Regions from separate parts of the Homo sapiens genome. Here region 1 is linked to region 2. A link is a loop called in an ENCODE intact Hi-C map of the cell type or tissue named here. Cell type or tissue: Caco-2. All regions are shown on one strand.

Region 1 (4,000 bases), 220 kb before region 2:
ATTTATGTGACAGACACAGCAGTAGTATCAGTGTGAATATGCCTAAGATTTGGCCAAGGCAGTGTAGGGTGTGGATATATTTAGAGAAATAGCTAATCCATCCACTAAAGCCATTACATACATTTTCATAATTTTGTATTAAGTTACTAATTTCTCACCTTTAATCTACCACTATTGATATGTTTGTACAGAACTATATATCATAGAAATTAGCTGATGGTTACCTAAGTGCATTTCTTCCTCAGGCCAGTCATTTTCTATTAACATTATATCCTGAGGAGGCTTTAACTGAATTTCCCAATACACTTAGCCATAACCTAAAAAATAAAAGTCAAAAGATACTGGCACGTTCTTAGAGTCCTTCTCAGACATTAACAGACCAGAATGTCTCCCAGAATGATGCTACTCAGGTTTGCAGGCTTGTTGGATTCCAAAAATAAGAGTGGTCTCAGCAACATATGACTTCACTCTTTCAAGCATCTGTTACAGTTGAGCTAAGAAACAATGTCATCTCTTGTTCTGAACCTCTTTGGAGATACCAATGCAGTATTATTTCCCTTACTGCATAACCTATCCATTCATTCCTTTACCCTCAGCTACCATTCTTCCTTCTCTCTATTTATACCCAAACTTTTTCACCTTTTAAAGAGTTGTAAGGTTTGGCCACTGTGCTGATTCAGATTGCCGTTGGTAATACTAGTTTAGCAAGTTCCTCCTGCACAGTCTATTCCTATTCATTTAGAGTAGGATTGTATCCCTTACCTTCATTTTAGCTAGCATAGATAACAATAACCAAGAGATTGTGTGTTTAACTTCTTTCTTTATATTTTGCATCTCCTTATGCATCCAGTGAGATAACTTTTTGGGAATTATCTCCATTAACTAATCACAGTAAAGAAGCAATTCCATGCTGTGGTTGACACTGTCTTCACTCAGGGATCAAAGGTTCATCATCCCACACCCTCTCTTCACTTCCTAAGCCATGTATTTCAGTGAGTCAGGGTCTTTCTAGAAAATCTTATTTTTGACACCAACTGTAAGGAGTTTTAGCCAACTGCAAAAAATAGCCACCTACAAATGTGGAGTACTCCACAAAATTGCTCATTTCTGACCCTAATTGCAAATTCAGGAGATCCTAAAATGACCTTCAGGTTTAATAATTTACTAGCATTCATGGAACTCACAGAAAGCTGTTATACTCATGATTATTGTTCATTGCAAGGAAAGAATACGGATTAAAGTCAGCCAAGGGAGAAAGTGCATAGGGCAGAGTCTAACAGAAGTAACAAATGAGGAACTTCTGTTGTCCTCTCTCTTTGGAGACATGGACATGTCACCCTTCTGGCGTCAATCTGTGATACCACACATGGAGTAATGCCAGCTGGGGATGCTCACCTGAGCCTTTGGTATCCAGAGCTTTTATTGGGACTCAAACACTTACTGCCAGTGTGGCTGACCTGTAATCTTTAATCCTAAAGTAGAGAGAAGCAATTGGGGGCCTTCTATGTAGAAAGTGGGGTCAGAAGGCCAAGAAAGGGAGTATGAGTATATATCCAAGTCACTTAGGAACTTTTATGCAGGTGCAAAAAAACTTATGTCAAAGTGGCCACAAGATTATTTAATAGACAGATGAATGAAAGTCCATGTTTACTGCTAGACACGAAAGCTTTGTGTGAAATCTTGAATTAATGGGGAGAGAGGGAGGGTAGCCTATACCTGTCTGTTCTTTTCCTGATCCCTTTCCCTCATTCCTGAACTGCAGTCTAACATTGTTAGACTGTCTCTGGTGCCCAAAGTCCATGGACAACAAAGACATTCCTATTAGGCGTGAAATTCCAAGGACCTAGAGATCACTCCCAGAAGCTGAGTGTAAAGACCAGACCTCTCCTCGGTCAAGGTTAAATTCTTTACCACACAATCTTTAAAGAGTAAACTGATTGAGCCATACAAAGATAGGTCGAAAGATTAAACATCTTTCCCGATATTATGTAACCCTCCAAAAATTTTTAAGATTTTTTTTTTTACATCTTAGATTTTAAGCTATTACTTCAAATGTGAAAGAGAAAGACCTCCACCTCTTCTGCAGCTATAGCTGGCCTTATATTCTGATTTTTAGGTTCTTACCTATTCTCTTTTGGTAATACGTTATAGATAATAGTGAGCACCTCAGCAGCAGATTATATTAACTTTATGCAGTGCTCTTTGCAAGCTTATTTTATATTTTGCTTGCTGTACAATGTTACCTAGCTATACTTTATGATGGTAGTTAGAACTTTAGCTCTCTGGACAAAATAATCTGGTTCTCACCTCGGTTGTTAGTTCTACTGCCCTGCTCTAACTAAAAATATGAAACCTCTTTCCTGCCTTTTTTTAAACAACTTCAGTACCAATAAATCTTTATTCATTGTATTTTCCCAAGAAAAGGAGAAGGGATAGGAAAAGAGTCAGCATGTGTGTTAAAAAAATGATTAGAAGATGGGAAAAGAAGTAGAGAATACAGCAAAATCAACCATCAAATAAACATACCCCAGTGGTGGGGTCACCGAAGCCCAAACGGGCTCAATCTCCTGCAGTTCAAGAATGAGGGGTTGGGATTAGGAAAATAACAGACAGGTACAGGCTACTCTCCCTCCCCATAAATTCAAGATTTCACACAAAGGTTTGGTGTCTAGCAGTAAACACAGAGTTTCATTTGTCTGTCTCCTATTAAACAATCTTGTGGCCACTTTGACATAAGTTTCTTGCATCTGTGTAAAAGTTCCTGAGTGCCTTGGATATAAATATTCATATTCTTTTACTTAGCCTCCTGAGCCCACTTTCTGCATGGAAGGCCCCCAGTTGCTTCTCTCTACTTTTGGATTAAAGATTAAGTAGATTTGGCCAGGCGTTGGGGCTCAGGTCTGTAATCCCAGCACTTTGGGAGGCCGAGGTGGGCCGATCACAAGGTCAGGAGTTCAAGACCAGCCTGGCCAACATGGTGAAACCCCATCTCTACTAAAAATAAAAAAAAACTAGCCAGGCGTGGTGGCAGGCACCTGTAATCCCAGCTACTCAGGACGCTGAGGCAGAGAATTGCTTGAACCCAGGAGGCGGAGGTTGCAGTGAGACAAGATGGCGCCATTGCACTCCAGCCTGGGCGACAGAATGAGACTCCGTCTCAAAACAAACAAACAAAAAAAAATGGTTAACTAGATTTGACCCATCCAAGATACAGCAGTGTCTTAAGTGTTTGGCATGAATCACATCAAGAAATGGTCTTGACTCAGGAGGTTGGGAACAAGGGATGAAGGGCTCCTAGTTTCTTCAGGATTTTTGCATAAATCATTTAAGAGTTGTAGAAATAACGCAAGAATTAAATGTGTGTATGTGAGTATGTAAGTTTTCTCTTGGGGAGGAGGGGATGGAAAAGAGGGTAGTATACAAGTTTTTAGAATGTATTTATTTATTTATTTTTAGAGACAGAGTCTCACTGTGTCACCCTGGCTGGAATGCAGTTACACAATCATAGCTCACTGCAGCCTCAAACTCTTGGGCTTCTTTCCTATCTTTCCTGTCTTTCTCATAATGCATCTTTCAACTACCAAGTTGTATATAGAAATTTTACTTTTTTTAAAATGCAGTGCATGCTTTTTTTTTTTTTAGAGAATGAATCTGATTCTGACCATCCATGCCTGTCCTCAGTCTTATTTTTTTTTATTTTTCCATAAGTTATTGGGGTACAGGTGGTATTTGCTTACATGAGTAAGTTCTTTAGTGGTGATTTGTGAGATCCTGGTGCACCCTTCACCGAGAGGTATACACTGCACCATATTTGTTGTCTTACCCCTCACCCCCCACACTCTTTCCCATAAATTCCCATAAGTCCCCAAAGTTCATTGTGTCATTCCTATGCCTTTGCGTCCTCATAGCTTAGCTCCCACATATCAGTGAAAACATACGATGTTTGGTTTTCCATTTCTGAGTTACTTCACTTAGAATAATAGTCTGTAATCTCATCCAG
Region 2 (4,000 bases):
CAAATAAATAAAATTTTCCTCTTTTCCCCCCTATCTCTTCCTTTATTTCCTTATGGAATTCCTATTGGTAGTATGTCAGTCTCTTGCTCTGTCTTCTTATTATTTTCTGCATGACTTCTATCTTTTGCACTTTTGCACAATCCTTGGAGATATTTCTACCACTTGATCTTCCAAGCAACTAATTGAATTTTTGACAAGGACTGTAATTACCTTCATCTACTAAATCTTAAAATTTGAAAATCACATATTTTGTTCCAGAACACAGTGTTAATGTCATAATTGAATCTGTATTAGTGTTTTAATTGCTTATTATTGTTATTAAAATTATCTATTGCCCCAGAAGTTTTATTTCTCTAGGTATCCTAAATATTATGCTCATTCTTCCACTCTCCAGTTGGTTGTTACTTAGGTTGCTGGTATTTTCCTCTCCCTACTGAAAGTTCGATTCACCCTAAGGGTTCTGGAAGCTGCTAGGGTACTTTGGGCCTGGTGAGAATGGAGTTACAGTGGGAAAGAGGATCATGAGTGGCAAAAGGAAGAGAAGTGTCAATTCCTGAATTAGCAAAGCACAAAATGGCAAGCTGCTAGTCTTCTATTAAAGTACAAAAAATAAACAGTCCAAGCCTCTGTGCTTCCTGGACGGTTTTGTTGTGAAGGCTGGACTTTCCCAGCCTTTAAAGGATAGGGCAGTCTTAGTATTTTTTCAAGTAGACTTCAGACTTCTGGGTCAACCTAAAAAAATTTATAGCTTTGCCCTTGATCTGGATCCCAACCAACCACAAATTCTTAGAATCAGTGAATGTTAGAGATGAAAAAGACATACTCCAAATGTCCTCATTTTATAGATAAAGAGAATAATACCCCCTTCCCCAAAAAAATGATACTAGTTTTTCAGGATCATCTAGGTAGTTAGCAGTAGAGATAAAACAGGATTCTAGACTTTGTGACACTCAGGTCTTCAATTAATGGCTTTATCTTCTGTTGCCTAGTACATACATTCTTAGCATTAAAGCAATTGTCTTACAGAATGTTTTCATGTAATATTGGTACTCTAAGAGAACAATGGTTAGGTATTTAATTATTCAAATGAAAATGAATGGGAAGTGTTAGTAAATCAAGATTCATGTTAGTATTAGAATTATTTTTGGCTAGGCGCAGTGGCTCATGCCTATAATCCCAGCGCTTTGGGAGGCCAGGAGTTCAAGACCAGCCTGGCCAACATGGCAAAACTCTACTAAAAATACAAAAAATTGCCAAGCATGGTGGCACACACTTGTAATCCCAGCTACTTGGGTGGCTAAGGCACGGGAATCACTTAAAGCCAGGAGGCAGAGGTTGCAGTGAGTAGAGGTAGCGCCATGCACTCCAGCCTGGGTGACAGAGCAAGAATCTGTCTTTTTTTTTTGAGAAGGATTCTTGCACTGTCACCCAGGCTGGAGTGCAGTGGCACGATCTCTGCTCACTGCAGGCTCCACCTCCCAGGTTCATGCCATTCTCCTGCCTCAGCCTCCCGAGTAGCTGGGACTACAGGTGCCCGCCACCACGCCCGGCTAATTTTTTGTATTTTTAGTAGAGACAGGGTTTCACCATGTTAACCAGAATGGTCCCGATCTCCTGACCTCGTGATCCACCTGCCTTGGCCTCCCAAAGTGCTAGGATTACAGGCATGAGCCACCACGCCTGGCTGACTCTGTCTTAAAAAAGAAAAAAAGAATTATTTTTCGGCCAGGTGCAGTGGCTCATGCCTGTAATCCCAGCACTTTTGGAGGCTGAGGCGGGCAGATCTCTTGAGCCCAGGAGTTCAAGACTAGCCTGGGCAACATGGTGAAACCCTGTCTACAAAAAACACAAAAAATATTATCCAGGTGTGGTGGCGCACTCTTGTGGTCCCAGCTACTCAGGAGGCTGAGGTGGGAGGATCGCTTTAGCCTGGTATGTGGAGGCTGCAGTGAGCTGTGATCACACCACTGCACTCCAGCCTGGGTGATAGAGTGAGACCCTGTCTCAAAAAAAGAAAAAAAGAGATTTATCTTTAAAGGAATGGCTAAGCACCATCCAAATTAAATTAAAACTGCAGTTGTTAATGAAGAAAGATTTAAGTGATATCATGATATCCCTTTAAGATATGCCACTCTTTGTGAAAAGGGAAACTACTGATATATACCTAGAAAACTTAATCTGCTTAATCCAATAGCCCCTCTAGTGGCAGTGGTGAGAATAAGTCAAATTTTAGAAGTACAAATTTTGTTTCTATCAGTATTTGGTATATACAAATAAGATTTATATATTTATATAAATGCTGATAAATAGCTTTTATCTGAAGGTGTTTTATGTGTAACAAAGTGTCTTTCATAATGCAAATATTACTATATTTAGAAGAAGAATAGAGAAAACACAGGATGAGTTTGAACCTAATACTACCTATGTGAACCTCAGTGTCCTCTTTTGTACTGCCTTCCTCACAGAGTTGTGAGATTAACACATAGGTGTGAAAATGTATTTTTTAAAAACATTAGTATTGTCATTAATTATATTTCTTGGATATTAATTGATCTTATATGTGGGAAGTTCTGTCTTAAATATAAGGTCAGATTATAATGTTTTGTAGTTTTAGCCTCCTATCATTGAGAAAATTAATATACCCTGCTTGCTTTATGTGAGAAAACTGAGAAAATCATGAACTGTTTTCTCTCTATTATATTATTCATGATTATAACCCTTGTTACCTATTTCCTCTTATCACTATTCAGAGTAATCTTTGAGTTTTAGAAAGAAAACTCAGTTTTTATATGTTAAAAATGAAGAGTCTGGGGGAAGGAATATGAAGTAAATATTGGAAAATATTAGCATTTGTCAAATCTGAGCGATGGATACATGGGTGTTTGTTATACTGTTATGTTGGAAATGTTTTATAATTTAAAATATAGCATGAATCATAAAAAAGAAAGCAAATTTATGATGTGAATAGGCCCTTAAGCTATGGTTAACCAAAATCATAGTTTTCATCTGAACATGGGATTCTGAATCATGTTCATTTCATTCCACAGAGTGATAGTAAAATGTTCACACATGCAGTTTTCTGCTGGTTACCTCAGACAAATCCATACCTCTTGCCACAGCATCCTCTCCTTTTTTTTTTTTTTTTTTTTTTTTTTTTTAAATTATTAAGAGACTAGGTCTAGGGCCAGGCACGGTGGCTCATGCCTGTAATCCCAGCACTTTGGGAGGCCAAGGTGGGCGGATCACTTGAGGTCAGGAGTTCAAGACTAGCCTGGCAAACATGGTGAAACCCATCTCTACTAAAAATACAAAACATTAGCCAGCCATGGTGGCGGACATTTGTAATCCCAGATGCTTGAGAGGCTGAGACAGGAGAGTTGCTTGAACCCAGGAGGCGGAGGTTGCAGTGAGCCGAGATCGCGCCACTACACTCCAGCCTGGTCAACAAAGCAATACTCCATCTCAAAAAAAAAAAGAGAGAGAGAGACTAGGTCTCACTACATCACCCAGGCTAGAATGCAGTGGCTATTCACAGATGTGATAATAGCTCGCTGCAGTCTTGAACTCCGGGGCTCAAGCAATCCTCTCACATCAGCCTCTCAGGTAGCTGAGACTACAGGTGTGCCACCGCACTTGGCCAGCATCCTCTCTTTCTGATGATTCTGGACAAGGGTCCGTTCTCATTAGACTCTTTCTTTTATGGTATATTACATGCCTTTAAAAAACTACACAATCACTTCTGATTAGGCAGGGAGTGGAACAAGCATTTAATAAGAAGCCAGAGTTTGTAGTCCTGGCTCTGCCATTTACTGCTCTATCTACACTTTGCCTCTCTGAATATAACTTGCCTTTTCTTAAAATGAGCATAGTAATACCTTTTCAGTCTAGCATACAGATTTGTTGAGAGATTATAGCATGCAACATAAATGAAGTTATAGATCCCCTGGCTGTTGTCATATGTTGGTACCTGTCTCTCTAGTAAGGCAGGATGTCTGATCAA

The links. A loop is a pair of places that touch in the nucleus more often than their neighbours do. Peaks named below come from ENCODE experiments on the same cell type or tissue, not always from the same donor. Only the 100,000 strongest peaks of a DNase experiment are listed, where the experiment ranks them.
Region 1: a loop joins it to region 2, with 2.6 times the contacts of the local background. A loop is called at or near these places in 1 of 110 quality-filtered maps.

Annotation. Positions count from the first base shown.
Region 1 is chr14:66,916,907-66,920,906 of GRCh38, forward strand. All of the region lies in intron 6 of GPHN (gephyrin), which reads left to right. Among named protein-coding and RNA genes, the nearest start is that of GARIN2, 270 kb to the right of the region's middle. In Caco-2, no CTCF peak of the experiment used is centred here; a DNase peak (open chromatin) is centred at 1,825.
Region 2 is chr14:67,135,759-67,139,758 of GRCh38, forward strand. The region is part of intron 17 of GPHN (gephyrin); the gene reads left to right. All of the region lies in intron 2 of LOC105370538 (a long non-coding RNA gene), which reads right to left. Among named protein-coding and RNA genes, the nearest start is that of GARIN2, 52 kb to the right of the region's middle. In Caco-2, a CTCF peak has its summit at 2,193; no DNase peak of the experiment used is centred here.